Regions from separate parts of the Mus musculus genome. Here region 1 is linked to region 2. The links are chromatin loops, found by intact Hi-C in ENCODE. Cell type or tissue: gastrocnemius. All regions are shown on one strand. Each heading gives the region's core, and the rest is flanking DNA. Links, peaks and the distances in the headings are about the cores only.

Region 1 (15,499 bases), core at 6,947-9,446, 130 kb before region 2:
TCCACCTTGGGGAATTATCTCAGAGCTCACTGCACAGGTGCAAAGTGACCGATATATAATGTTCATCAACATTACACGTAATTGCCAAAGTCTGAAAGTATTCTAAATGTCCAATCACAGGGGATGAGCGAAATAAATTACACAGGTCCATTCAGCTACCAAGTATGACTGAGGCAGAAGTGGGTACAAAGAAAGAACATGGCAGACAGAAAATATTTCAGGGCTGGCGTGGGCTCAGTAGGAGACCATGGGCCCTGGGTTTTATCCGCAGAGCTTTCAACAAAGAACTATCTCCCAGGACTGTTGAGATGACTTGGAGTAAGGACACTTGCCACCTGTGCTGACAACCTGAGTTCAATCCCTGGAACCCACATGGAATAAGTTCAAGGGCAACTCAGGATTTCGTGTGAAGTCCTGTCCAAAAGCCAACCAAGCCATCACCCGGCAGAGTGGCGCACGCCTTTAATCCCAGGACTCAGGAGGTGGAAGCAGGTGGACCTCTCTGAGTTTGAAGCCAGCCTGGTCTACAAAGTGAGTTCCAGAATAGCCAGGGCTACATAAAGAAACCTTGTCTAGAAAAAACAAAAACAAAAACAAAACAAGCAAAAACCAAACAGCAACAATTTGAGGTCAACCTGGGCTACATAAGAGCCTATCCACCCAGTCTCTGCTAACCCTAACCCTAACCCTAACCAGTTAAATAAAAATGATCAGTTAAAAAAATTCACACCTCCATAAATGTCACAGAAAAACTGCCAAGATTTCTAAAAGCAACTTTTGAATTCTGGCAACGATCCAGAGGCTGGCCATACACTGCATATTTATTGAGGGGGGCTGGGGACAGCCAAATCTCAGCAGCAAGGGGAGCTTCGTGACATTTCCCCCTCGCCCTGGTCTGTTCCTTTCTCTCCAGCTCAATGAAGCCCACATTCCTGGCTCTCGAAGGAATTGACAGCTCAGGGGCTCTGATACCTCATTCTCCAAACCAGACACGACAGGACAGGCTTGCTAGATCCCTGAAAGGCACCTTTCTCTGAATAAACTCAAGATCTCCCTGCATTACAAACTTCTCCCCAGACCCATTTGTCAAAACTATTTACAGCCAGGTGTTTTCTGTTGCAGCTGCCTCGGGCAATCGATGGTAGTTAACAGACTGACTAACAGACCCCTAGACAGACTCAAGTCATACATAAATAATAAAGAAGCCAGCCACGGTGGTACACAGCCATAATACCAGCCCAGAAAGATGAGAGAACGGCCAGGGAGATGGCTCAGCAGGTAAAACTGATTCTGGTGCAAGCCCCATGACTTGTGCTCCTTCCTCCAGTACCAGGTATAAAGCTAGATTTGGGGGTGTGCATCTATAATCCCAGCAGCCCAACACCGAGATGAGAAGCAGAGATAGAATTAAAAGGTTTGTATGCTGAGCAGGAAATAGGAGAAACCCATTCTATCTCAAAACAAATGGAAGGGGCTGGGCATGGTGGCGCAGGCCAAGCCGGTGGATTTCTGAAATTGGGGCTAGCCTGGTCTACATAGCAAGTTCCAGAACAGCCAGGATTATGTAGACAGACCTTATCTCAGAGGAGAGAGAGAGAGAGATCCCATTAATGCTTGAGTGGTAGATGGGGTCACTGTGTGGTATCCTCACCCTCCACTCATGAACAGCTAGCCCTGTTCTGATGAGCCCCCATTTCTGAAATTTTTGCCTTCATGTACAACAGAAACAAGTGATTTGACCATAGAGGCTGTCTCCTTAACAGCTGAGGCTCAGGAGTCAATGTATTTTGAAGAGGCCACCATGTATTTCACTAAGTAGGAATGAACCACCCAGACATTCTCGCAGAAAGCCCTGTCTGTACAGGGCTGGGATGCTGGAGGGCTTTGCACATGTGACTTTTGGGGGGTATATCTTAAAAAATGTTCAACTAGCTGAAAGATTAGTAAGGTCAATGAAGGCAAACATCCCTCCATGCCTTCATGCTGACGGACAGGAAAATAGCTTGGCCTCTGGCCTTGCTGTACCAGCTGCCTTTGAAGGGGATTCGAGATGGCTCAGCAGTTAAGAGCACCGACTTCTAGAGGTCCTAGAGTTCAATTCCCAGCAACCACATGGTGGCTCACAACCATCTGTAATGGGATCTGATGCCATCTTCTGGTGTGTCTGAAGACAGCAACAGTGTACTCACATACATGAAATAAAGAAATAAATCTTTTTAAAAAAGGATACAGTTTTCTTTTTCTTCCTCCTCCTCCATATATATATATATTCATATTCTTCTTTCTTTCTTTCTTTCTTTCTTTTTTTTTTTTTTTTTGAGACAGGGTTTCTCTGTGTAGCCCAGGCTGTCCTCACTTTGTAGACCAGGCTGAACTGGAACTCAGAAATCTGCCTGCCTCTGCCCCCTGAGTGCTGGGATTAAAGGTGTGCACCACCACCGGCTTGTTTTGTTTTTTCGGGACAGGTTTCCTCTGTGTAACTCCTGCTGTCCTGGAGCTTTGATTTATAAACCAGGCTGGCCTCAGACTCACAGGGATCCTCCAGCCTCTGCCTCCTGAGACCTATCATGTGCCACTATAGCCAGAAAGATGCAGTTTCTTCTTTCTGCATTCTTGTCTGTTTCCACTGCACTGCTTTTTAGCTCAGTGAAGTTGTGCATTTTCATTCCCAGAGAAGTTATCCTCTGACCTCCACACACTCTGTAGCAGACACATACACAGAGATCAGATACAAAGTTATAGTAAATGTTTTTTAAAAATACAAGAAAGGAAGGAAGAAAGAAAAGAAAGACTGGAAAGATGGCTCAGTGGTTAAGGGCACTTGCTGTTGTTTAGAGGACCTACCTGGGCAGCTCACGGTTGCCTGGAACTCCAGTTCTAGGGGACCTTCTTTTGGACTCTGTGTGTACCTGTATTTGTGCACACGCTCATGCACACACACACACTAAATTAAAACTTCATGAAGAAAGAAAAGGAAGAAAGGAAGGAAGGAGGGAGGGAGGGAGGGAGGGAGGGAGGGAGGGAGGAAGGAAGGAAGGAAGGAAGGAAGGAAGGAAGGAAGGAAAGAAGGAAGGAAGGAAGGAAGGAAGACAGACAGGCAGGCCAGGCATGGTGGTACCTGATCTAAGTCCTCAGGAGGCAGAGGCAGATGCATCTCTGTGAGTTCCAGGCCAACCTGGCCTATATAAGAGTAATTCCAGGTGGTCAGTGGTGGTGCATGCCTTTAATCCCAGCACTTGGGAGGCAGAAGCAGGCAGATTTCTGAGTTTGAGGCCAGCCTGGTTTACAGAGTGAGTTCCAGGACAGCCAGGGCTACACAGAGAAACCCTGTCTCAAAAAACCAAAAAAAAAAAAAAAAAAAAAAAAAAAGAGTAATTCCAGAATATCCCGGATTATATATTGACATGGTGAGAGCCTGTCTCAAAATAAATAAATAATCTCAATACTTAGGAGACAGAGGCAGGCAGCTCTTTGTGAGTTCAAGTACAGCCTCATCTAAGGGGGGAAAAAAAAAGAGACCGTTTGGAGTGGCTATTTTCAATATATTTAAAAGATTAAAGAAAATCGTGTCTGAACAACCAAACATATAACAGCTAAAAAGGGAAAGATCAAAGAAAGTGTCTGAAAGCGGACCACATGGAAATTCCGGTTGTTTCTGTGTGCTGCCACCACCACCAGTGATACATTTCTGTGGGATGGAGGCAGGCTTGTCACTGCGCCTCTGTGGAGGTTAGAGGGCTTTCTCTTTCCACCACGAGTTCTAGTTCTAGGAACCAAGCTCAGGCTTGGGCGGCGGGGATTTTACTTACATAAACAGTAACTAGAGACACAGTGCTCCCAAGTCCTCCGACCTTCTCACAGCTGCTGTGGGAGTCCAGACCTGGAAATGAATGGTAGTGACGACTACCCACACTCCGTTCCTCCACATGCACTTGAAGATGAGAAGCAGTGTGCGTATTGTATCACAATTATTTTAGAAGGTTAAGGATAGAAATGTAGCTCAGCTGTGGTGAGTTTGCCTAAAATCCCCCAGTGAGGGGCTGGAGGTGTGACTCAGTGGTAGAGCCCCTGCCTAGAATCCCTCAGTGAGGGGCTGAGGTGTGACTCAGTGGTAGAGCCCCTGCCTAAAATCCCCCAGTGAGGGGCTGGAGGTGTGACTCAGTGGTGGAGCCCCTGCCTAGAGTCCCCCAGTGAGGGGCTGGGGCGTGGCTCAGTGGTAGAGCCCCTGCCTAGAATCCCCCAGTGAGGGGCTGGGGTGTGGCTCAGTGGTAGAACCCCTGCCTAGACTCCCCCAGTGAGGGGCTGGGGTCATGGCTCAGCAATAGAGTGCTTTTCTAGCATGCACAAAGTTCTGGGTTTGGACACCAATAAATCCAGCAGTTGCAGACACAGACACAAACAAACAAACAAACAAGCAAATAAATTTAAAGAAAAAGAAGGGGGGGAGAGGGGGGGGGAGAGGGGGGGGAGGCGGCAAGCAGGGTTTGGGGCCTGAGAGGCTGGAGGTTTATGCAAGGATGGTGGACTGGCCCTTGTCAGATGAGAGTTGCTGTCAGTCCATACCATGAGAACTGTAAATCTATTCCACTTTTGTTTCTTTGTGACAGGATCTTGTTATGTAGCCCAGGCTGACCTTCAGGCTGACCTTGAACTTCAGATCTTCCTGCCTCAGCTTCTTTAGTGCTGGCATTACATGCTTATGCTCAGAAAGACCTCTCTCTCTCTGTATCTGTCTGTCTGTCTGTCTCTGTCTCTGCTCTCTCTCTCTGAGGACTCACTATGTAGCCCTGACTAGCCTAAAACTCACAGAGACCCTCCTGTCTCTGCTTTCCAGACGCTGAGATTCCCAACACCGCCATACCTTGTCTGTCATTTTTTTTTTTTTAGCGAACGAACATATATTTATTATAAAATGAGAAAACTCTTAAGAATAAGCGGGGCTTCACCGTCTTCCCACACTCAGGCTCTTCTCTTGGACCGCAAACACCATGAGCAACAACCTACTGGGTGGAGCAAGGCCGGGGGAAGCTGTTTTCCTCCCGAGAGCCAACAGAACACACTAGGCGTCTAGGGCCCCTCTCCCCAGAACGCGCCTCGCTCCGTTGCTCTGGCAACCAGCGCCTCTTTATCAAACTGCGGAGAAAACCCTGAAGGCCCCACCTGTTCTCCAGTTTGTGATTTAGAGCTTTGGGTGTTTTTAATTGTAGGAAAACCGAAATGAGCAGGGCTCGCTCCCTCTGCATGGGCAAGATAAAGCCTCAATCTGCCAGAGCGCTGTCTGCTGGAAAGAAATCTCTTTCAATTTGCGGGCGACTTTCCAGCGAGGCTCTGGTGGCAGCGAGCAAGCTGGCAGTGCATGTGGTGACACACTCAGATAGAGGCTCTGCCATTTCAGGGGAGGGGGAACCTATCCCCATTAGGGAAGGCTGGGTCCTGGCCAGCCAGGTACATCTGGGATGGCATTCTACCAGGCTGGGAACCTAGAGATCCGAGGAGTGAGGCTCAAGGCTCCCACCGTGTGTCCCTCTGCTCCTTCTGACCCCTAACCTTTCTCCTGGCCACTCCACCCTGGCACTGCAGGTCCAGAGCTTGAATAGCATGGGATGGTGCAGGCTTTTAACCTCAGCGTGTCAGAGGCAGAAACAGGTGGACCTCTTGTGAGTTCAAGGGCAACCTGGTCTACGACGTAGTGAATTCTGAATTTCTGGGCCAGCCCAGGCTAAATATGAAGCCCTGTCATAAAAATGAATGAGTGGATAAATAAATAAGATGCAGCCTGGGGGGCTAGTAAGATGGCTTAGCAGGTAAAGGTGATTGCTGCCAAGCATGGTAACCTGAGTTTGAACCTCAGGACCCACAGAGTGGAAGAAGGAGAACTCTTTTTCTGACCCCTAAACACATTCTCTTTGTTTTGTTTTGTTCTGTTTTGGAGACAGAGTTTCTTTTTGTAGCCCTGGCTGGCCTAAGACTCACCCTGTAGACCAGGCTGGCCTTGAACTCACTGAGATCCACCTGCCTCTGCCCCTGCAGCGCTGAGATTGAAGGTATGTGCCACTACCGCCCAGCTCTCCACACACATTCTGTGGCAGGCATGTGCCCACATATGGACAGACATACCCCTACACACACACACACACACACACACACACACACACACACACACACACACACACACGAGCGCACAAATTCACTTAACATAATAATAAAAGTGTGAAATACAACTCACCTCTACCTGACACTGGTCCCACCTGACTCCTGAGGTGTTCTGTTTGCTGCCTGGAATCTCTGCATCAACTCCGGACCCCTGCATCAAGATACATTTGTTTGCAAAATACAGAAAGCCTAGCTCAAAGGTTTGATTTGATGCTCGGTTGGTAAAGTGCTTGCCCACCCATCTGTAACCCTAGGTCCAGGGGATTCAGCACCCTCTTCTGGCCTCCACAGGAAACTACACTCATGTGAACACACATATGTATACACACACACACACACACACACCAAAAACAAAACCAAGGGAGCTGGAGAGATGGCTTATTAATTAAAGGCACTGGATGCTTCTTCAAGGGATGTGGGTTCAGTTCCCACATAGTGGCTCACCATCAGCGCTGTTTAGCTCTTTGGGGATCCAGCGCCCTCTTCTGGCCTACCTGGACATTGCATACACATGCTACACATACATGTGAGCAAAACAGGCATACACATAAAAAATAATCAAATCTGGCTGGGCATGATGATGCACGTCTTTAACCCCAGCATTCAGGAGGCAGAGGCAGGAGGATTTCTGAGTTCAAGGCCAACCTGGTCTACAGAGCGAGTTCCAGGACAGCTAGGGCTACACAGAGAAACCCTGTCTTGAAAAAGAAAAAGTGGGCTGGTGAGATGGCTCAGTGGGTAAGAGCACTGACTGCTCTTCCAAAAGTTCTGAGTTCAAATCCCAGCAACCACATGGTGGTTTACAACCACCCGATATGAGATCTGACACTCTCTTCTGGTGCATCTGACAGCTAAGCTACATTGTACTAACTTATAATAAAAATATTTTAAAAAGAAGAAGAAGGGGGGCTGGAGAGATGGCTCAGCGGTTAAGAGCACTGACTGCTCTTGGGAAGGTCCTGAGTTCAAATCCCAGCAACCACATGGTGGCTTACAACCATCCTTAATGACATCTGACTCCCTCTCCTGGTGTGTCTGAAGACAGCGGCAGTGTACTTACATATAAAATAAATAATAAATAAAATCTTTAAAAAAAAAAAAAAAGAAGAAGAAAAAGAAAAAACCCCAAACTAACAGGTTGTTTGTTTGTGAGACTCCCACTCATATTTTCTGACTGAGCTTGACTCCAGGCAACTGGAATCACAGAAACCAGAAAAGGGAGGAGCCATTTAGTTGGCTCCCTCACCTACACAGCCCCATCCACTCTTAGGGATTCTGGGAAATGGCTCAGCAGCCTGGCACCCACTGCTCTTAGCTCCTCCACCTTTCCAGAGTTTGTGACTGTCTGCATGGGACGGCTTCTGTACAAACCATTTTTGTTTTTGAATTTTTCTGTTTCTATTTTTCATATACATAAATGTGTGGTGTGCACATGTATGGGTCTTTGCAAGTGTGTGGACGAGTGTGTGTATGGTGGAGGTGCAGATGCACGGGGAAAACCCATGTGATGTTGGCAGTCATTCTCCAGCTCTCCTCCACCTGATCCCCTGAGGTACCATCTCTCAATCAAGCCAGTCTGCTCTGGAGACCCCTGCCTTCTGATGCTGGGATTTCCTGCTCAGCGTCAACGTGGGCTCTGGGGATCTGAACTCTGGTCATTATGCTTGAATGCTCATCCTTTAAGCATGGAACCATTTTCCCAGCTCTGTGGGAGATTTAAGAATTATTTACTTACTTTTTTTTTTTTTTTTTTTTTTTTGAGACAGGGCTTCTCTGTGCAACCTTAGCTGTCCTGAAACTCACTTTGTAGACCAGGCTGGCCTCGAACTCAGAAATCCGCCTGCCTCTGCCTCCCAAGTGCTGGGATTAAAGGCGTGCGCCACTACTGCCCGGCAAGAATTATTTATTTTTATGTGTATGGGTGTTTCACCTACATGTATGTCTGTGCACCGTGTGCGTACAGTACCCTCAGAGGCCAGAAGAGGGAGCCAGATTCCGTGGGACTGAAGTTACAGACTCATGAGCCAGGGTGGGAGCTGGATATTGAATCTGGAACCTCTGGGAAAGCAGTTAGTGCTCAGAACCACTGAGCCAGTGCTCCAGCCCTATGCCAGGCAGTTTTGGCAGACGAGCTTCCTGGTACTGCTTTCGCTTTGCACAAAGCCTTTTCCTGCTCTATTCAAAAGCCACTTGGAAGTCCCTCACCTTGGGGGAATGAAGAGTGGTCAAATGAGACTCAGTGTGAACAGAGGTGTCTAAGAGAAGGCTGTTCCAAGAGCAGACACCCGGGGCCTGGGCGCCAGGCTGAAGGGGAGGGTCACCAGGTTGCCCTGGCAACAGAATGGGGGTATTATAAGCTCTTCTTCTGAGGGTTTTCAGGGCTGCAAATGCAGATCTGTAGAATCCCGGTTGACAAGGTGATGTGGGTGTGGGGTGCGGCTCTAGGCAGTAATGCTGTACCTGGAACCTGAAGGACTGAAGGATGGAGATGGGTAGGAGCTGCTGGACACTGGACACTGTGGTCTTGGGTGCACAAGCCCAGGACTGGGAGCACGTTCCTGCTTGAGTGACACACTATTCTGATCCAGCAGGGGCAGGAGGGTGATGCCAAAAACTCCCGTAGCCCGGCAGGGACCGAGGTGGTGTTCCCTAGCCTCCCGCTAGTACTGAAGTATATTCTTGAAGAGTGCTCCTTAAGAGTGCTCCCCATAGCTGGGGCTGTAGGGTGCACATCTTTAGCCTTTTAATCCCAGCACTTGGGAAACAGAGGCCAGCAAGTTCCAGGACAGCCAGGGCTACACAGGGGACCATCCTCACCCTGAAAAAAAAAAAAAAAAGAATGTTTCCCCAAAGTGATCTCAAATAGCTAATCTCCAAGAGTTCTCCTCAGTGGCACTTGGTAGTGCCCTCCAGTAGAACCTCTGTACCTCCCCAGTATGCTTCCCAAAAAGACTCAAGAGTACTCCCCACTAGTACCTGAGAGTGCTCCCTGCCTCCTGCCTCCCCCCCCCCCATAGTCATAGTCCGCAGTGGGGAATCTCCAGCTGATGTGAGCACAACACATCCATCTAATTAACTGCCTTCTAAAAACCACTTATAAATGAAATATATGTCCGAGAAACATCCTTTTGCAGTGGGCAGTAGAAACTGCAGAGACCGGAAACTGCTCCATTCGACAGCTCTCAGGTTTAAATGACACATGATGTCACCTCGTCCAAGGCTCAGGGAACATCACAGTCAGCTGGGGTAGAAAGAATGTAAGAGTCAGGGGAAGGGGTGGGGTGATGTGCTACACTGCCTCCAGAATTCAACAGTTACCTCTGACAAAGATTAGGACCAGAAATGCCAAGTCATGGAGGGAGGAGGGAGGAGGGAGGAGGGAGGAGGTCCTCCGTAGGTCCGCCCCTTTCTCAGGATCAATAGCTGGTTTATAGTTGTGGAGGCAAGATAAGATATCTTTTCAGAAATGTAGTCCTTCATCCCTGCCCCCCCCCAACAACTCTGATGACTCCCCCTCCCCCCTCTCCCTCCCTCCATCTCCTTCTCTCCCCGTCCCTCCTTCCTTCCTCCCCATCCCCCAAGGTGAGGAAAATAGGAAGAGAGCAAGTTAGGAAGACTAGAGATGGGACCAATGGGAGAAGGGGGGGGGGGGGACATGTGGATGAAATGTTATAATGAAATCCATTATATATAAATCAAACATTAAACCACATAAAAGAGTGCTCCCCAGCCAGGTGGTGGTGACACACACCTTTAATCCCAGCACTCGGGAGGCAGAGACAGGCAGATTTCTGAGTTCAAGGCCAGCCTGGTCTACAGAGTGAGTTCCAGGACAGCCAGGGCTACACTGAGAAATCCTGTCTTGAAAAATAAAAACAGGGTGGCGGCTAGCCGCTGTCTGTGGAGGCCACGGCTTGGACTAGGGGGGGCAGCGCTCCGCCTTGCCAGGCAACAGATGCCCAGCGTCTGTGCAGCGCAGCAGTTGAGAAGCAGCAGCCACCGAAGGAGTGAAGCACTCGCCGGCGCACCTCTGGATAATGTTCCCAAAGTATACCCCCCCAAGACCCAGCAGCTGGTCCAAGACATTGCCAGCCTTATGCTCCTGGAGATCTCAGACCTCAACGGACTCCTGAAGAAAACATTGAAGATCCAGGATGTCAGCCTTATGCCAATGGGTGGCATGGTGCCTGGTCTCGTCTCTGCTGCAGCACCGGCCTCTGAGGCGGCCGAGGAAGAAGACGTCCCCAAACAGAAAGAGCGGACACACTTCACCGTCCGCCTGACAGAGGCAAAGCCTGTGGACAAAGTGAAGCTGATCAAGAAGATCAAGAACTATGTCCAGGGCATCAACCTCGTCCAGGCCAAGAAGCTGGTGGAGTCCCTGCCCCAGGTAATCAAAGCCAAAGGTAATCAAAGATGGAAGCAGCCTTGGAGGCAGTGGGTGGCACCGTGGTTCTGGAGTGAGGCATGGTTATGAGGACTTACGGACTAGAGTTCTGGGATCCGGGCAAAGCATGCTCACCCTGATTCACTCCCAGCTGCTGTGGTGGGAGCAACAGCTAGTTACGCTGAGTGTCCGAGGTCTCCTGAGAGGGACAGGATGGACCTACTGTGATGGGGTGGGGCAGAACTCATGAGAGATTGCCTTGGGAACTTACCAAGTGAACACACCCTCTGGTGGCTACTGAGAAAATAAACTATTCAGGCTGGGGTGTTCAGTGAGTGGTGTGTGTGCCCAGGGCTGGGAGTATAAAGGACCACCTAGAAAAAAAAGAAAGAAAAAAGAAAGAAAAATAAAACAGTAACAAAACAAACAAACAACAAAAAGAGTGCTCCCCAACTGCTCAGAGTATTCCTTGAGAGCGCTCCTCCAAAATACCTGAGGGTACGCTGCATCAGCACCTGTGTGTACTCCCCAAAAGTGCCCCCCCAAAGAGGAAGACAAAACAGCTGACAAGAACTGTAGGGTCTCTGAGCTTTGGTGACCCCACCCCCTCATGATGGCTGTCAACCCCCCACATGCTGGCTGCCAGCTCCCCCCCCCCATGATGGCTGTCATCACCCCCGACCCCCGCTGGCTGTCAGCCTCCCTCCCCCAAGGCAGAGAGAAAGAAGAATGGGATCCTCCACAAGAGTGAAGAGCCACACCCTTCAAGACTGCTCAGAAAACACCAAAAGGCCACAGCTTCTGGCGCCCTTCCCTGGGTCCACTCACCAGCAGGTGAAGGGAGGGGCAAGGGTGACATCAAAGCAGCCGAGTATTCACTGGGACCTGCTGCTACAGTGCTTGAGGGCAGGCATGTCCCCAGCCTGGCTCCACTGTTCTTTCTGTGAAACCTTCAGCAGCTTCCTCAGACCCTCTGAGCTGCACCTGGTGTTCGCACTGGGGCTCACAAAGTAGACACACAAGCTTTGTTCTTCCCCGGGCCTCAGTTTCCTCTCTGTAAAGTGGAATGGCAAAAGGGGCTTCCATGAGGACCATTGGGAAGACACAGAGGGGCAAAGTAGGGCCTGGAATTCTATTCAGTGCACAGTAGGACAAGCACTCACTAGGTGCTCGCTACAGAGTAGGCAGCCACCATACATCAGGCACTTGGCACCAAGTAGACAGTCAGGAAGGGCTAGGCCCTTGGCACATGATAGATACAATGGCTCTTTGTGGTTGTCAACTTGACTACATCTGGAATTAAGTGAAACCCAAATGGCTGGGGACCCCTGTGAGGGACTTTTTTCTCAGATATCTGAAGTGGGAAGACTCACTGCTAATCTCGGTCTTTTGAGGTGGGAGACACACCTTTAACCTAACCCTATAGAAAGGACATGGAAGAAGGAAGCTTAGGCTCTGCCTGCTTGCTCTGACTTTCGCTGGCAAGCCTGTTCCTTTCCTGGCATCAGCCTACTCCTTCAGCCTATACTGAAGACCAGCTGAGACACCCAGCCTCGTGGGACCAGGCAACTACTGGACTCTTGGACTTTCATCCATTGGCAGCCATTGTGGGACTAGCTGAACCACACCCTGTAAGCAACTCTAATAAATCCCGTGTGTGTGTGTGTGTGTGTGTGTGTGTGTGTGTGTGTGTGTGTGAAGTGTGTGTACATATATACACATACATACATATGTAAAGTGAATATACATATTCATTCTGTACGTTCTGTTTCTCTAGAGAACCCTGACTAATACAGACAGCAAGCACACAGACTAGTCACCAGTAGATTCACAGCAGACAGTAGGATCTGTGTGCACAGCAAGCCATGGTACTCCCACCCCAGGGGGACGTGAGTTCTCCTAAGTAGAGACCCAGCCAAGCAGAGGCACCATATCCCTCCTGAACTGCTCTGGGTCGTGGAGGTCAGCGGCTAAGTGGCTCTGAAGATGAGCCGGGCTAATCCTCACGAGATGGGCGAGTGACTTAAGAAGATTGGAGCAGAAACCTAGACCCACAAACTCTATCTCAGATTAGAGATGAGAATCTCCCACCCAGGCGGGGCTGGGGAGATCTCAGAGCTGACCGCCCCACAGTACCACAGGGTTGCTTCATCCTTGAGGCCCAGATGGCCAAAACGCCTGTCTTATTGAAAGTGACAAGAAGGGGCAGGAAGGCCAAGCGTGTCCGTGAAGACCTGAAATCCAACACCCAGGTGGAGACAGGAGGATTAGAAATTCAAGGTCATCCACAGCTACATAGGGAGGCTAACCTGGACTAACCGAGACCCCTTTCTCAAAATGAACAAACAGAAACAAAAGCAAAGCAAAGCAAAACACAAAAGGAGGCTCCTGAACCCACGAGGTCACTTCAAGGACTTTGAAAGAAATGGCCTCTGCTGTGGAAAGCAGCCTGCGCGTCGCTGCAGGAGATGGAGCGATACGGCTTATCTCTTCCTTCGGAAGCCTTGTTTTCCCAAACGTCTCTCTATCTGTCGCAGGGAGACATGAAACTATCTGATCATGCACAGAATTTATTTTACTTTAAAATTTTTTTTTAAATTAGAGTATAATTGTACCATTTCTTCCTTCTCTTCCTTCCTTCCTTTCCTGGTACACTCACTTTACTCTCTCAGATCCATGGCCTCAATTTCTTAAACTGTTGTGGGATGTCTGTCTGTGTCTGTGTGTGTTCAGTTTATATAATGTTACTTGTATGTATATGATTTCAGGGCTTGCCACTTGGTATTGTGTAACTAATTTGGGGCTCTTCCTTGTGGAAGACTATTCTTCTGCCTCCCATGTACATATATTTTGCTTTCTGTGTCAGGGAAGGAACCGAGGGCCTCATGTACACTAGACAGAGCTCCATCACCGGGGATTCTAAGAAGGGGCTCTACCACTGAGCCACGCCCCCAGCCCCTCCCTAGGGGATTCTAGGCAGGGGCTCTACCACTGAGCCACGCCCCCAGCCCCTCCCTGGGGGATTCTAGGCAGGGGCTCTACCACTGAGCCACGCCCCCAGCCCCTCACTGGGGGATTCTAGGCAGGGGCTCTACCACTGAGCCACGCCCCCAGTCCCTCCCTGGGGGATTCTAGGCAGGGGCTCTACCACTGAGCCACACCTCCAGCCCCTCACTGGGGGATTCTAGGCAGGGGCTCTACCACTGAGCCACGCCCCCAGCCCCTCACTGGGGGATTCTAGGCAGGGGCTCTACCACTGAGCCACGCCCCCAGCCCCTCCCTAGGGGATTCTGGGCAGGGGCTCTACCACTGAGCCACGCCCCCAGCCCCTCCCTGGGGGATTCTGGGCAGGGGCTCTACCTCTGAGACTTACTTGCTCAACTTTCTCTATCAGTGCCTTTCTTCTTCTGTCTCTCTGTCTCTCTCTTCATCTCTGTTTTGATCTATCTTTGTCTCTTTATCTCTGACTCTACTGCCAACGCTCTCTGCCTAGGACCGTGAAGCATCTGCACAGTGAGCCTCAGCCCCACTGTCCTGTCCTTGACATACATAGCCCAGGCCCGAGCTCGCAGGCAGCGTAGCTGAAGACAGTGGGGCCAGAAGCAGGGCGGAAACTTCATACCTCTTCTTAGCATGAGGTCCACCATACCTTTTCATTACCGCCTGCTCTGGCCACAGACCTCAGCATTAAGGCTGGGGAGTCCTAGTGCCTTAAGGGACTGACCCTGCTGCTGTCTAGGCCACCAGACTGACTCTAGGTTCTTCTTCATCCAGCCCCATGAAGACCTCAGGTCTTTAGATCATGTAGAAGCCTCCAGAATCGTCCATGCCAACACACAACTCAGGAACCCTGCACAAAAGCATCCAGAAAGAGATAGAACCTGGCTTTGGCTGCAACTCTCTCCTCAGTCTCTCTCTCTCTCTCTCTCTCTCTCTCTCTCTCTCTCTCTCTCTCTCTCTCTCTCTCTCTCCTGAGGCTGGGTCTCTCACTGGCCTGAAGCTCACCAATTAGTGTAGGTAGTTGGCCAGTGAGTATCGGGAAGCCTCGGGTCTCCCAGCGCACACGGCCACACCCAGCTCCTTCAGATGGGTTCCGGGGATCACACTGAAATCTCCATGCTAGTATGACAAGCACTTTGCAGACCGAGCTGTTTTCCCAGACCTTAGCTGCTCCTCTCAGCCTTCAGCTCTGGCTTCTTTCTTGTCACTCCGCTCTGTAGCACCTCCCCCACCCCACCCTCACCCCCACCCCTGTACAGTGCACACAGCAGGTTCCATCCTATACACACTGCTGGACTGCCGGATTGTGTTCTAGAGCATTCTTCTTCCAGGAATGAGGCCAGCACCTCCTCTGCAAGCCTGGGAGGTTCCTGCAAGAGTCCTGCAGGAGGACAAGAATGGCACACAGCTTTTCACACAGCTTAAGAGAAAGGCTTGAGGTTTTGTGTGCTAGGGTGCTATGGACTGGACCTGAAGGCTCAACACTTGGGAGGTGGAGGCAGGAGAATTCAGAACTGAAGGTAATCCTTGACTACACAGTGAGTTTTGAGGCTAACTTGGGCTACATAAGACTCTGTTTCAAAAAACAAAACGAGAAACCCTGTCTTAAAAAAACAAAACAAAAACAAAAAACAAAACAAGGGGCTGGAGAGGTGGCTGAGCAGTTAAGAGCACCAGCACTGGTTCCACTTGCAGAGAACACAGGTTCCGGTCCCAGCACCCACAGGTAGCTCTCATCTGTCTGTAATAAGGTCCTCTCTGCTTCATAGGATTCTACGTGTATACAGGTCACATAGACTCACACAGGCACACATGCATATACAAAAACACAAACAAAAATGTATACATATGCATGATGTAAGGCTCTTCAGCTATTAAAAGGAAAAAAAATTAAAATATTTAAGTTTGGGGCTGGAGAGATGGCTCAGTGGGTAAGAGCACTGGCTGCTCTTCCAGAAT
Region 2 (15,499 bases), core at 7,750-10,249:
TTCTCTAGCTGCCCAGCTCCTGAGCCCTTTGGGGAGCTTCCAACCCCCGCTACAGCCCCGCTCGTCACCATGCCTGTCACCATGCCTGCCACTCGCCCTAAACCCAAGAAGGCTCGGGCCGCTGAGGGGTCCGGTGCCAAAGGTCCCCGGAGGCCAGGGGAAGATGACGAACTGCTTGTCAAACTGGACCATGAGGGGGTCATGTCTCCCAAAAGCAAGAAGGCCAAAGAGGCCCTCCTCCTGCGGGAAGATCCAGGGCCGGGGGGTTGGCCAGAGTCCACAGGGCTGCTCAGCCTGGGCAGCTACTCACCAGCTGTTGGCAGCAGTGAGCCCAAGGCCACCTGGCCCAAGGGTCTGGATGGAGACCTCACTCAGGAGCCCGGGCCAGGTCTTCCTTTAGAAGATCCTGGCAACTCCAAAAACCCAGACAAGGCCCAGGCTGAACAAGATGGGGCAGAGGAGTCAGAGACCACTTCCAGCAGCAGCAGCAGTAGCAGCAGTAGCAGTAGCAGCAGCAGCAGCAGCAGCAGCAGTAGCAGCAGCAGCAGTGGTTCGGAGACAGAAGGCGAGGAGGATGCTGAGAAGAACAGGGAGGATGGCCGGGGTGCAGGGGGCCGGACCTGCAGTGCTGCGAGCTCCAGGGCCTCTTCTCCTGCCTCCTCCTCTTCTTCCTCCTCCTCCTCTTCTTCCTCCTCTTCTTCCTCTTCCTCCTCCTCTTCTTCCTCCTCCTCTTCCTCCTCCTCTTCCTCCTCTTCTTCCTCTTCCTCCTCTTCCTCCTCTTCCTCTTCTACCACAGACGAGGACTCTTCTTGCAGCTCAGATGAGGAAGCAGCCCCTGCACCCGCCGCTGGTCCCTCTACCCAGCCAGCGCTCCCCACGAAGGTATCCAAGCCACCTAGCAAGGCACGTTCCTCAGCCCACTCCCCAGGCAAGAAGGCACCCACCACCACCCAGCCACCGCCCCAGCCCCCACCCCAGCCCCAGCAGACTCTTCAGCCCAAGACCCAGGCTGGGGCTGGGGCCAAGAGCCGACCCAAGAAGAGAGAAGGCGTACACCTGCCTACCACCAAGGAGCTGGCCAAGCGGCAGCGGCTGCCGTCTGTGGAGAACAGGCCTAAGATCGCGGCCTTCTTACCTGCCCGGCAGCTTTGGAAGTGGTTTGGCAAGCCCACCCAGGTAAAGTTCCTAGAAGGGAATCATGGGGGTGAGGGGGTCCTGAGTTCCAGAAGGAGCACCCTGGATTCCAGAATTCACTTTAACCCAGAGTCCACGTCTTGTACAGAGTGGCCCTGCCCTCATATTTCACAGCCTTCATTTTGAAGCTGAGTGTGAACCCTGCAGGGACCCACACAGGCTCTCCTATGATGCTCAAGCCAGAGAAAGAGACCTTTCCAAACCCCTCAGCAGCCAGCATGCTTGTCATATCACCCCGCCTTTGAACCTCAAGTTCTGAACCCTGAAGCAGCAAATGACCAGAGTGAACACCTTTCCCCGGCTCGCACCCTACGTAGACTCTAAAGCAAGCAACCTCTGTGTTGCGGGTTGGGGGTCATAACTCTTCCCTGACAGTTGGCGACGGTCTTCCAGAAGCCAGTTCTAAGCACCCCCAACCCACTATCATCATCTATCAACCTACATATGCAAAAGGTCCATACACGTGCACACACCTGCTCGTGCATACTGGCACCAAGTGCTCACACGGATGCACATTCAGGCACACATGTGCATGCACGGGTGCTATTATGAATTGAACAGTGCTGACTCCCGTCCCACCCCCCACCAACCACACACTGCCATGTTTTGAATACTCCATCCACGGTAGTGGCGCCATGCTGGAAGTTGTAGAAACTTGTGGAAAGTGGTCCCTGGCACAGTGGGTCCCCGAGGATGTGGTTGTTATTGCTGACCACTTCCTGTCTTCCTGTTCAACTGAGACATGAACAGCTGCCACATTCTCTCCTCGCCAGCGGTTTTACCCAAGCACATCGCATCAAATAACCCTGAAGTAGACCTTCGGAAAGCATGAGCCAAAATACGTCATCCCTCCTTTTTAAAGTTTTCTTGCTTGGAAAGGCGGTGGCGCACACCTTTAATCCCAGCACTTGGGAGGGAGGCAGAGGCAGCTGGATCTTTGAGTTGGAGGCCAGCCTGATCTACAGAGCCAGTTCTAGGACAGTCAGGGCTACGCAGAGAAACCCTGTCTCAAAATAACAACAAAACAAAGTCTTTCTTCTTTTTTTTGTTTAATCTATCAGGTATGTGGGTAGCAGTGGGGAAAGTGATTATAAATGGAGCACGGGGATGTGAACCCATGACATAGGACTACACTGGAATACAGTCATACATGTTCACCTACACATACATGCAGTATACATGGGACAAGGTACTCATGGATACACTTCCGGTGAGGGTATTGCCAGGAGCTATTCTGGAAGCTTCCATGTCCACCCATGCCTGTGGGTGGAGAGATTCAGAGCCCAGTGTGTTGCCCAGGTTCCCTTCCCTCACAGTAACAACATTCCCTCTGTATAGCTGAGGACGAACTTGAATGCCTGATCCTCCTGCATACTGGGGTTACAGCCACGTACTACCATTTCCACATGGTGACATCCTGAGGATGGAAGCCGGGGCTCCCTGCATGCTGCCTGAGCCGAGCACCAGTCCTAGACACCATTGCTCTAGTCTCCTGTGAAGCGCTGGGTGTCCTAGTGAGGAAGCCATCCAGGAATAAACTGCTCATAGCATGTCCGGCAGGCAGCAAAGAAAAAGGGGAGCGTCCTAGGCCTTGAACTCCCTTGAGGGTGTTCCTTGATGACCTACTGACCTCACAAGTCCCACCCTTCTGCTTCCTCACTTCTTCCCAGTAACTCCATCCTGGATAGCCAAGACCTACACCAGAGCCTCTGGGAACAGGCAGTAACTGAGCCTTAGTAGCCAGGCTCACCTGTAGGGTTTCCCTATTCACAGGCCCTTCCTGGACTTGCTCTTAGCCTCCCCGTGCCTAGGCCAGCGTCCCCTGGCTGTGTGTCCAGCTCTGTCGGGTGTCCCTAGCAGTTGGAACCCCTTTTCTGCCCAGTTGTGCTACTTCAGCAGATAGGAGTTGGGGATTAATAGGGATAGTTTGGGGGTACCTGGTGGCCTCCCTCAGTGTTTGAGGACACCCTGGCTCATGTGTGTCATCAGCTCCTAAGTTCAGTGAGGCTGGAGAGGTGGGCGTTCAGTGATATCAGAGTCAGGGGCCATTTTCTTTACCGCCCCCCCCCCCATTTTCAGTGGCATATTGAGGAGTTCCAGGTTCAGTGAGAGAGCCTGTGACACATGTCCTTAATTCCAGCATTCAGCAGACAAAAGCAGGCTTACCTCTGTGAGTTTGAGGCCAGCCTGGTTGGCCTACATAGTGAGTTCCAGGACAGCCAGGGCTACATCATGATGCTCTGTCTCCAAGAAAGAAGGAAGGCCCAAAGGGCTGGAGAAATGGCTCAGAAATTACTAAAGCACTGAGCCAGGGTTTGAATCCCAGCACCTACATTGGTGGCTCACCAAGGCCGGTAAACTTTAGTTCCAAAGGCTCTGAAACCTTTCTCCTTTCTCCTGCCTCTGTGGGCATCTACACACTCAGAAGCACATGCACAAAGACACACACAATGGGTGGATGGAGAGAATAAAGGAAGATCCCTCTGCCTGCCGCATACATGCACCTGCACACGTGTAATCTGCATGCACATATATGCATGTGTACGTGTACACAAACACGTACACTCCCCCTTGTTGCTAGGAGAAACTACGTGAGATGATCAGCTTGTGAAAAGGAAAGGTTGGTTTTGGCTCATTGTCTCCACCCACCACGAGCTGGTTCCGGCTCCATCGTGCTGGTTCCGGTTCCATTGCGCTGGTTCCGGCTCCATCGCGCCCGCCCGAGAGGGCTCAACTAATGCAGGAGCACAGAAGCTACTCTTGACTGGCAGGAGATAGAGAGGAAAGAGCAGAGGCCTGGTAGCTCCTTTTAAGACCGCACCTCCTGTTACCTGCTAACTCTTGTCAGACACTAGCTCTAAACTGTGTTCCACTCCCGCAGTAGCGCCTTAAGTGTGAACTCAAGGGTAGGCGGGAGCGCTTCCAAACTGAAGCTAAGGCACCCCTTCCATGCAGACCCCGAGGGTTCATGGCGGGTGACTCAGGTCCAGGGATCGGGGATCCAGATCTGCCCAGACCGCCTGGTGGGGTGTCTTGCCTTTGGCTCTGTGGCTTCGGGTACAGTGCTGGGCTCTAGCTGTGGTTTTTCACGTCCCGCAGCGGCGAGGCATGAAAGGCAAGGCTCGCAAGCTCTTCTACAAGGCCATCGTCCGAGGCAAGGAGATGATCCGAATCGGTGACTGCGCAGTCTTCCTGTCAGCCGGCCGCCCCAACCTGCCCTATATTGGCCGGATCCAGAGCATGTGGGAGTCCTGGGGCAACAATATGGTGGTTCGTGTCAAGTGGTTCTACCATCCGGAGGAGACCAGCCCGGGCAAGCAGTTCCATGAGGGCCAGGTGAGTGTCCCTGATGGGAACTGAAAGAGTCCCTGGTGTGTAAAGGTAGACCCATGGTGTTTCATTTCTGTTGATGCTAAAATACCCTGCCGGAAAGCAGGAGTAAGGATTTTCTTTTAGCTGACAGTTCTTTGTTATAGACCAGACAGACAGACAGATAGATCAGCTCTGTGGGGAGTCACAGTGGCAGGAGCATGAGGCAGCATGACTGTTGACAGTCAGGAGCAGAGAGAACGAACGCATTCATGCTTAGTGCTCAGCTTGCTTCCTCTACTCCTGTAGTCCAAGGTTCCCTGTGCAGGGAATAGAACCGCCCACAGTGGACTAGGTCTTAATTAACAAAATCAATATAATCCCCATCAGATGTACCCACAACCCAGTCCGACTTAGTGCCTGATTGAGACTCTTCCCAGATAAGTCTAGGTAGAATCAAATTGGCAATTAAAAACCATTACACCGGGCTGGAGAGATGGCTCAGCGGTTAAGAGCACTGACTGCTCTCCCGAAGGTCCTGAGTTCAATTCCCAGCAACCACATGGTGGCTCACAACCATCTGTAATGGGATCTGATACCCTCTTCTGGGGTGTCTGAAAACAGCTACAGTGTACTTTCATATAACAAATAAATAAATCTTAAAAAAAAAAAAACATTACTCCATTTGTGGCTGGGCATGCTGTGGCCCTACCCGTGGAAAGGCTGAGTAGTCCAGGGAGTTTGTGCAGTGGGCCTGGAATCTCAGATGGGAGGAAAACAAGGCTAAGACTTCCTCTTATCCCTCCCTCCCCCAGCACTGGGACCAGAAGTCAGGGCATAGCCTCCCTGCAGCCCTGCGGGCCTCCAGCCAGAGGAAGGACTTCATGGAGGTAAGACGCAGCAGTGGGCTCTTGGTGCTGGCTGAGGGCAAGCTCCGTCCAGATGGGGTGGGCCTCGAGCTTTCTGCTCTGCCCCTCCTAGCCTCCCTTCCTCTCTCCCTCCCTCCCTGCCTCCCCCATCCCTCTCTCTCATCTGTGGCTCTGGGCTGCTGGAGTCCCTGTCTCTGTCCCATCTGCTCACTGAATCTGCCTTTGTCCTGGCGTCTCCTCGTCTCCTAGTGCCCCTTTCCTTTCTGTGTCTTGCTCTGGCATTTGCAGGCATATCTGTTTGTCTCTTCTTCTGTTGTTTCTTTTACTTTTCTTTCCTGTATACACACACACACACACACACACTTTGGTACCTGGGTGGCAAGTGTGCATGCAGGTGTGGGTAGAGGTTCACTGTCACTATTGGGAGACTTCCTGACACCAAACCCAAAGCTCACTGATACAGCTGGTCTTACTAGCCAGCTTGCTCCAAAGGTCCTGTCTCTGTGGTCCAAGGCTGAGATTTCAGGCGGACTACCACACCCATCTACTGCTTACAAGGCTTCTGGGACTCTGAACACAATGGGGATGGCATTACATCATCCTGTGTTCCCTTGCTACCTGTTTCCCTCCATCTCTTCATCTCTCTTGGTCTCTGTCATTGTCTCTCCATCTGTTGCTTGTCCCTCTTTGTTCCCATCTGTCTCTCTATCCATCTGTCTCTGTCTCCAGGTCTCTGCCCTTAAGGCATCCCAGGGTCTCCCTGATCCAGGAGGGTTCCCTCCAGTCCCTAACACCCACTGTGTCCCCACAGCGCGCCCTGTACCAGTCCTCCCACGTGGATGAGAACGATGTGCAGACAGTGTCCCACAAGTGCCTGGTGGTGGGCCTGGAGCAGTACGAACAGATGCTGAAGACCAAGAAATACCAGGACAGCGAGGGCCTCTACTACCTCGCGGGCACCTATGAGCCCACCACAGGCATGATCTTCTCCACGGACGGCGTGCCTGTGCTCTGTTGAGCGCCGCCCACCCAGCGGGGCCCACAGAGACCCCCCCTCCCCACCACTGCCATGGCGCGGGACCACGTGTGTTGTGTGCATGCCAGTGTGCTTGTGGGCGTGTGCATGTGGCCAGGTGGACGCCCCAGGCAAGTGTGAGTGTGTACATGTGTGTGCCCGTATGCATGCACGTGTGTGCACACATGTGCACACATTTCCAGACCCTTTCTGGTCATCCCCTGGTGCCCTCATGCTGAGATTCCCCCCCCCCCCCACCTCAGCTATCAGGGTCCGGCTCTGCTGTCCCCTCAGGGTCACCTCAGCGAGGAGGACTTCCCTCCGGCACTTTGTCTGCGCTCAATGAGGCTGCCCTCTGTGCTCTGGGCCTGTGTAGACTCTTTGATTCTGTGGATGGGGTAAGGGAGAGTTCCAAGGACCCAAACTGGTGTTTGGTGTAGAGTTCAGCCACACCCAGCACGGAGCCCATCCAAGACCTCCTACCATGGGGCGGGGGGGGGTGGGGGGGGTGCCCAACGCCAGCCAGCTTCACCAATCACCCGGGGCATCCGGGTGTCCGTATGCCCGGCCTCCACCCTCTCAGGACAGCCTGGAATTGGGGAACAGGGAGGGCAGCCCAGGAGCGTCACCATACCCCGTGGGCCCCCCCAGCCCAGACCCTTACACTACAGAAATCCCCAATGGTGCTGAAATCCGCGCCCACGCCCGGCACGGCCCGCCCGGCACGGCCCGCCCGGCACGGCCCGCCCGGCCCCTCCACCAGGAGGATCCGAAAGGTTACCTGTACAGTTTCCTGTAGCCTGCCCCTGTATCATACACCTTTAAATGGAGTCAACTTTTTAATTATATATATAAAGATAAATATATATAAATATATATATAAACTTTTTAAAACTGTGAAAAATAGCTATGAAATTATAAAAAAAAACACATTCTGACGTGCAGAATATTATTTTTTATTTCCTGTTAGATCGTGAATGTCTAGCACCGGCTTTATGCCTCTCCCCCACTCCCCTGTACCCGCACCCCTGCCCATGTGTACTGTATGTGCCCCCAAATGGATGAGAGATGGAAATAGAAAGAGGGGGCCCGAGCCCAGCCCCCAGCTCAGCCCGAAGCACTTAACCAGTCCCCCTGTGCCTGCCAGACCCCAGTGGGGTCCCCGGAGGCTTTGAGCAGACAATCTTGAAGGAAGGAAAAGCCAGATTTCGGTTTTGTTTTTTCTTTTCTTTTTGGGGTGGGGGTAATTACTGTTTCCTGATTTTTTTTTTTAAGTTTCTTTTGGAATTTTGTTTGTTGGCAAATTCTGTGTGATCTTTTTTCATAAAAAAAAAAAAAGGAAAGAAAAAGAGAAAAGAAAAAATTTAATTGGAAAAATACTATGTCTTTGGAGTGACTTATTTTGGGGTCCTGGAGTGAATGGTAGAATCGGTGTAGAGGATCCAGGCGGGGCTCCTGTTCTGGAGCACCCAAAGATGGAGAGAGGCTGGAACCACACAACACTGGTTGTCAGTGACAGGAGCCCCACGTGCCGGGGAGGGGGCGGCAAACTAGAGGGTACGGCCTGGAGCTGTTCTACTGGGCACAGAGATGAGTTTGGTCCAGCATTTCAGGAAGTTCTCGAAGCCAGAGTGATCTGTCTTGTTTAAAATTCAAGAGCAAGGGCCAGGAGAGATGATGGCTCAGGAGTTAGGAGTGCCTGCTGCCCTTGCAGAAGAACTGGGTTCAGTACCCAGCACCCACATGGCAGCTCACAACCATAAGTAACTCTAGTTCTAAGGATGTGACGCCCTCTTCTGACCAGGTTTCATGTGGTGCATATACATGCAGGCAAAACACATAACTCTAAAACCTTCTCAGAGCTACAGGTTTTTAGGAAGATGCCTGCCTGAGTCCCATAACCATAAAACAAGCAAGCAGGCATGGCTGTGCCCTGGCCCCCCGAGCCCCCCCTCCCCCGGGAGCCCAGTGCTGAGTATGCCAGTCCAGCCAAACAGCAAGCCCCTGGTCAGTGAAAACATGTCACAGAGTGGGTGGTGCATGAGGGTTGACACCTCAGGATGCCTGCTAGCCTCCACATCCAGGTAAACATAGGGGTCCAACCCACATGTGGAAGGGTCAGGGTCACACACCCGTGTCTGGGTGGGGAATAGTTCTGGGGCCTGTGGAAGCTAGATTGGAGGACTGGCCAGCCAGAAGTGTAAATCTGCACGGATAGACAGGGTGGGGGTGGCAACTAGTGGTAACGTGGGAAGGCGGGGCTAGAGGTTGCAAGGAAGTAGGTGGTGAGTGGGAAGAGTCACATTGTTGCCATCTAGCGTCCACCTGTGGTATTACCACAGCCTTGGTCTGGGACCCTCAAGGGTTGCAAAGCAAGTCTCTGAGGCTACAGGACTTTCAAGTCCCCATTTTCCAATTCCATTCTTTGGGGATGCATAACAGGGAAAGGATGCCTCTGGACCTGGGGAGGTGGCTCAGTGAGTTACAGCATTGGCTATACAAGCAGGAGGACTGAGTTTGAATCCACAGAACTCTTCTAGAAATTAGTATGGCTAGCGGGGCTGGTAACAGGTGGATTCCAGGGGCTCACTGGCCAGCCAGTCTAACCTAAATGTTGGGGGACAGGTTAGGTGAGACAAGATGGTGTAGTGATAATGGACATTGGTTGTCTTCTTGCTTCTGTGCACACAAGCGCACACCGCACACACATGCACACACACAGCAACACCACACAGGGAGAGAGAGAATATGTCTCTAAATTGTCACCAGACACGCATGCGCATGTGCACACACACAGACAGAGAGAGAGAGAGAGAGAGAGAGAGAGAGGAGAAGAGAGAGGGGAGGGGAGGGGAGAGGAGAGAAAGAGAAGAGGAGGGGAGGGGAGGGGAGGAGAGAGGAGAGGGGAAGGGAGGGGAGGGGAGGAGAGGGGAGAGAGAGGAGAGGAGAAAAGAGAAGAGAAGAGAAAAGAGGGAAGGGGAGGGGAGAGAAAGAGAGGAGGGGAGGGGAGGGGAGAGGAGAGAAGAGAAGAGAAGAGAAGAGAAGAGAAGAGAAGAGAAGAGAAGAGAAGAGAAGAGAAGAGAAGAGAAGAGAGAAGAGAAGATGTCTCTAAATTGTCACCAGAACTGGGGACTGTAACCGGGAAGAATTCATTACTGGCTTTGAGCAGCCTGACTCCCAGACCCAGAGGGGGTAGAGCCAGGACCAGCACACTCCCCGTTTTGAGCTCTTCCTCCTGTGAGCCAGATGTAGAAATCCATATCTTTTCCTGTCCTCACAGAGGCAGCGGTTGCTAAGGCCCGTGCAAGCCCCAGGTGCTCAGCACTAGGCAATCATCAGTTCTAAAAACACCTAGCTCAGGACAGGTGGGACCACAAGTGTCTCAGCATTGTGGGGAAGACACCCCATCAGGGCCCCATTTTAATCTCCCCACCCTACCCAGTGGCTCACTTCCCAGCCCTCCCCCCACAAACACTTCCTCAGGACAGCGGTGGGCAGTCTCTGCCATATTTAATGGCCAGTGCGGTAGTCAGAGAACACACAGGTAGACAGGACACAGCAGGGACTGGTACAGGGTGGTCACGGCTGGGGCCACTGTGTGGAGAGGCAAGTGTCCCGGCTCAGCAAAAGCTCTCTTTGGCAGGAGGTCCTCCAGCCGATCCTGGCACCCACGAGTCCAATCCTCACCTTGCAGCCACTTGCCAGGGTTTCAAGTGTGTCGTGTCATCACTTGACTCTCGGTGGATGGGAGTGGGGCGGCCTAGGTCACGAGTGGACCTCAGCTGTCCCTGCATGATGGGTAAGTTGGATGGAACAGGAAAGAAATGGGACGTCCCTGTTAGCCGTGGCCCTTAGCCTGTGCTCTAAGAGGGGTGGTGGTGTGCATGGGGAAGTCCTCCACCTAAGGTGGGTGCACCTAGGTCATCTCTGTTGCTATGACTACAGGAGGCCTGTGTATGAGGAATGAGTTTTCCAGACTTGACGCTTTATGTGTGCGGGTGCAGGGGTAGGGCTGTGAAGAAGTGTCTAAGAACAAGAAAGGGACAGAACGGAGTTGGGGACTTTCCTCCAAGATTTCTAATACAGGGAGGTGCCCCCTGACCAGTAAATGAAAACCACATCGAAGACCATGGAACCACACAGTGGGGTCACACTGAAGGGAGTCAGCTCAGACTGTGGCCAGCCATTCCGAGTGGCTCTAAGACTGAATAAACGCCCCCTTGATGTGTGACAGATGCTGGGCCTCTGGACACAGAGGGTGAAGGGCAGGTGTCTGACCAAACACAGGACACGGGGAGGCGGTGCCCTGGGCGGTGAAGACAAGTTCCAGCTGTTTTGGACAACTGGGACAAGGTGGCAAGGTGGCGTTAGTGGCTTAGGAGGTGGCCAGGACCCCGCAGGCACTGAGGCAGGGGTGGGAGGGTCCTCAGGCCTTGGGGTAACTGGCCCAGGCAGCTCTTCCTGGGCAGGGGGCAGGATTGGGTGGGCCCGGCTCAGGGACCGACAGGGATGGAGTCGTTGGCGGCGGCGGCGGTGGCTGTTTGAAAGCAGCTGCCGTGGGCATCTCGGGTGAGGCTGTAGGTGCAGTAGGCCACAGCAGAGCCCAGGGTCAGCCCCGACATGTAGGACACAGTCATGGTGTTTCCTGTGGACGAGAGTGGGCTAAGTTAGAGGGGCTGAGGCTGCGCTGTGCTAGACAATCTCTGTGGCCATGGCTTCTCACATGTGCACTGTGGTGACAGTTGCCAGGGCTCCAGAGACTGTGAGACTGCGCTCTACCACTGAGCCACACCCCAGCCCCTCACTGGGGGATTCTAGACAGGGGCTCTACCACTGAGCCACACCCCAGCCCCTCACTGGGGGATTCTAGACAGGGGCTCTACCACTGAGCCACACCCCAGCCCCTCACTGGGGGATTCTAGGCAGGGGCTCTACCACTGAGCCACACCCCAGCCCCTCACTGGGGGATTCTAGACAGGGGCTCTACCACTGAGCCACACCCCAGCCCCTCACTGGGGGATTCTAGACAGGGGCTCTACCAGTGAGCCACACCCCAGCCCTTCACTGGGGGATTCTAGGCAGGGGCTCTACCACTGAGCCACACCCCAGCCCCTCACTGGGGGATTCTAGACAGGGGCTCTACCACTGAGCCACACCCCAGCCCCTCACTGGGGAATTCTAGGCAGGGGCTCTACCACTGAGCCACACTCCAGCCCCTCACTGGGAGATTCTAGGCAGGGGCTCTACCACTGAGCCAAGCCTCCAGCCCCTCACTGGGGAATTCTAGGCAGGGGCTCTACCACTGAGCCACGCCCCAGCCCCTCACTGTGGGATTCTAGGCAGGGGCTCTACCACTGAGCCACACCCCCAGCCCCTCACTGGGGGATTCTAGGCAGGAGCCCTACCACTGGGCCAAGTCTCAGGACTTTTGCACACATGGCTCCCTCTGCTTAGGTGCCATTCCTTGCAGCTTCCTGTATCTGTCTCCCTCATTTCTTCCTCCAGGATTTTGCTCAAAAGCCATCTTCTCAGAAAAATTTTGCAAGATTGTTTTCTTTACATCATGGCTCCCCAGTCCTTTCATCTGCCCTAACTTCTCAGACTAATAGCCCCTAGGACTTACAACCATGAAACATAACACATCTGTCTGTTACCTCGGTTTATTGGCCATCTCTATCTCAGAACTGTAACCCCGCAAATGTGGGCAGCATCATGTCCCGCTGCTTAGGAGAGCGCTAGGTGTACAGGCTCAAGCCCTTACTGTACGTGGGTCCCACGGGTCTTACCTGCCAGTTCCCGCTGCTTGGGGCTCACTTTTCCAGCTGCCAGGATCATGGGCACACTGCCAAAGTAGCCATTGCTGATGCCCATTAGCAGCGAGAAGACACAGGGCCAGGCAGGGTGGCGGAGGGCAGGCATGCCACTGGGGTACACACACAGGATGAAGAGGGGGATGAAGACCACACGCAGGCAAGAGCAGGCGAGCAGGTGAGTGCCCCGCCACTCCACGGGCAGGGCTGCCAGGATCTGCAGAGAGCAGGGAGTCTGGGATTACCCACCTAGCCATAAGCCCGTCTCTCTGCCAGCCAGGCCCTCCAGTTACACCCTGTGCCTGACAACCTTGACTGGGTCCAGCTTACCTTACAAGAGCCGCACCATCTCATAACCTGCCCCCTTTACAGTACTGGTGATAGAAGGTGAAACCTGGAATATGCTAGACAAACACTCTAATGGTGAGCTATGCTTCTGGTCCCTCCCAACACTTCCCTAAAGGATTCTAGACAGAGGCTCTACCACTGAGCCACGCCCCAGCCCCTCACTGGGAGATTCTAGGCAGGGGCTCTACCACTGAGCCACACCCCCAGCCCCTCACTGGGGGATTCTAGGCAGGGGCTCTACCACTGAGCCACACCCCAGCCCCTCACTGGGGGATTCTAGGCAGGGGCTCTACCACTGAGCCACACCCCCAGCCCCTCACTGGGGGATTCTAGGCAGGGGTTCTACCACTGAGCCACGCCCCCAGCCCCTCACTGGGGATTCTAGGCAGGGGCTCTACCACTGAGCCACACCCCAGCCCCTCACTGGGGATTCTAGGCAGGGGCTCTACCACTGAGCCATACCCCAGCCCCTCCCTGGGGGACTCTAGAGCACTCCTGGTGAAGGGCTTGTAATGTAGCTCAGTGGTAGAATGCTTGCCCTACAAGGCCAAGGCCCTGGGTCCCACCCTGCATACTCCACAGTATTCAGCAAACTGACTGCAAAGAGACGTGAGCTTGCAGCATGGCTAGGGTGCCACTCCAGCCCTATCTACTTGTGTGACAGACGTGCTGCCCAGCTGGCAGCCTGTGCCTGTGTCATCCTCAGACAGATCCACTAGTGACTGTGGGGCAGGAGAAATCAGGACTGATTCTAGCCTGAAGCACAGTTGATACCAGAGAGACCAGGCAGGGGCTAGACTCCACAGGACAGTGTTAGAGATGGTGACACTCATGGCTACCATTCTTCCAACACGTACCCTCAGCCTGGCTTTGCTCCAGAAAGACCAGAGCCTTACTAGGGTTCCCCAAAGCCACCCTGAGGCTCACCTTGCCCACAAAGTCTGACAGGTTGAACACGGCCATCACCAGGATGGGCAGCCACTCCCCCAGCACGCAGTGGCGGATCTCGGACTCCAGGCCCGGAAACAGGCACAGTGTAATGAAGTAGGTTACCGCAATGGACAGCATGTCGGCCCAGATGACCCGCGCCACGACGTATCGGTGCAACAGCAGGGCTTGTGGGGGGAGGGGAGTGAGGAATGTTAGAGGCTGGCGCTCATGGGGCCCCTGCTGTCTCAGCCCGTGTGACAGCCACGGACGCCACCGGACTCCACAGTATCACGTTACCTCTGAAGGTGGGCCAGCTTCGTTTGACTCGTGGCCGGGGCACATCAAAACGCATGTAGACCCCACTGTTGCTGTGCGTCACCTCATGGGCCGGGCTCTCCTTCGGGGACCTGCTGCTGGATAGGGCTGGAGTTTGGTGCTCCTGTGTGTCAAAGAATGATGGGAGTCATGGGTTAGATACCCAGAGCAAATGGTGGAGCCACAGTCATCTAGACATTAAGTTAGTACCTGCTGTGTGCACTTCCTTATCAAGGGATACTATTTCCCTTGATTCCCTCCACCCAGCCTTAAGTCACAGAGCCTTAAGTCACACAGCCCTGGAACCTGAGCTGGGGCTGGGTGGAAGGGTAATGCAGGATGTGACCACCAGAGGGCGCTCTATCTTCGCAGAACTGCAGATTGGCTAACCCAAGGAGTTGGTAGTAAGAAGTAATGATCTGTATTGGGGTCCTCACAGAGGCAACCCCTGAGCTGTAATGGAAGGGAGCGTATTATAGGGTTCCCCTGGCTTCCATTAATCATACTTTTGAGGTTCTGTTAATCTGCCACAGATCCCGGGCTCTTCTCCCTGGCCATAGCTAGAAAGGCCTCACTTCCTACTGTCCCAACAGGGAGTCATGGAAGGTGGTCCACAGAATGGAATTTCTCAGGGTACAGAAACAAACCTGCAGCTTGAGATTGAGGGATCAATAACAGGGCCAACGAGGAACTCTTCAGGCGCCTGTGTGGGAGAAGGAGGCCAGGCCAGGCCAGGACACTTACAAAGTGGATGTCTCCGGATGCGACATCGTGGTGCACTCGGTAGCCTGCCTGGACGGGGCGGCTGTCACGGGGCCGAGTGGTATAGTAGAGCACAAAACGGCTGCGCCGCACCAGCAGATGCAGCAGGAAGCACAGGAGCTCCAAGCCGGCAGACACCAGGAAGAAGATGATGGTGCTGGCCCGCTCGTCCGGGAGCAGCAGCTTAGTGAGGATTCGACTCAGAGAGATCATCACCCCTGCCGTGCCTGGAGGGGAGGCAGTGGCACATCAACATTCCCTGAAGCTTCTATCACCCGTGCCACCCTCCGATGCTCTACCGCCCTTGCTCCCACCCCACTCCACCCCATCCACCAGCCCTTCCTCACTGGGTCCTCTCTGCTCCATCCTTCTACTGTTCTGGGCCCCCCACCCACAGCACCTGGTCCATACTGGTCCATCATCCTACAAGACCCCACAGCCTGCACCCTGTCCAAGCGATGGCTCCTCCTAGCCCCTCCCTACATTGCCAAGCCCCACCAGTTACCAGTTACATCTTGTCTGGGCTTCTCTCTAAGCCTTCTCCAGCCACTTGCAACCCCTCTCCTTGTCTCCCTGCCCCCAGCCCTGATGAATCTGCTCTCACCAGCCCCACCCCTCAGCTGCCTGTCTATCCATCCAGCCTGCCTCAGCTCCCCTTCCCCCAGGGCCCCCCACAACCCCTGTCTGACTCTGCCATCCACTCACACACCATGGGCACCATCACTGGGCTCTTGTTGGGCATCCTGCCTTGAGCTGCTCCCTACAAGGAGGACACAAGGCTCCTGCCTTCCTAGGCTTGATGGCAAGAGGCCACAGACAAGCCACAGAAACACATAACAGTGGTACAGGGTGTACGCCCGGGCAGAGGATGTGGCGAGAGGGGGAAGGATCGGAGCATCTTATCCTGGAAGGGGACAGCTGAGCCTGCAGTTAAGTCTGCAGTACAC

What was found. Peaks named below come from ENCODE experiments on the same cell type or tissue, not always from the same donor. Only the 100,000 strongest peaks of a DNase experiment are listed, where the experiment ranks them.
Region 1: it touches region 2 in a loop (2.7-fold over the local background); 16 of 42 quality-filtered maps call a loop at or near these places.

The regions. Positions count from the first base shown.
Region 1 is chr5:142,847,734-142,863,232 of GRCm38, reverse strand. Gm52793 (a long non-coding RNA gene) reads right to left here and starts at 8,943. Exons shown (of 3, transcript XR_003955824.1): 1 at 8,614-8,943; 2 at 6,227-6,304; 3 at 3,537-3,880. It also overlaps the pseudogene Gm15770. In gastrocnemius, for the core only: a CTCF peak has its summit at 8,132 (motif pointing right); DNase peaks (open chromatin) are centred at 8,156, 8,449 and 8,713.
Region 2 is chr5:142,716,872-142,732,370 of GRCm38, reverse strand. Slc29a4 (solute carrier family 29 (nucleoside transporters), member 4) reads right to left here. Exons shown (of 11, transcript NM_146257.2): 7 at 14,535-14,779; 8 at 13,773-13,914; 9 at 13,473-13,660; 10 at 12,174-12,414; 11 at 9,881-11,032. The coding sequence ends at 10,881. It overlaps Tnrc18 (trinucleotide repeat containing 18), which reads left to right. Exons shown (of 28, transcript NM_001122730.3): 25 at 1-1,176; 26 at 4,294-4,530; 27 at 5,319-5,393; 28 at 6,184-7,769. The coding sequence ends at 6,390. Among named protein-coding and RNA genes, the nearest start is that of Slc29a4, 23 kb to the right of the region's middle. In gastrocnemius, for the core only: a CTCF peak has its summit at 8,713 (motif pointing left); DNase peaks (open chromatin) are centred at 7,960 and 8,682; H3K4me3 peaks cover 182 bases.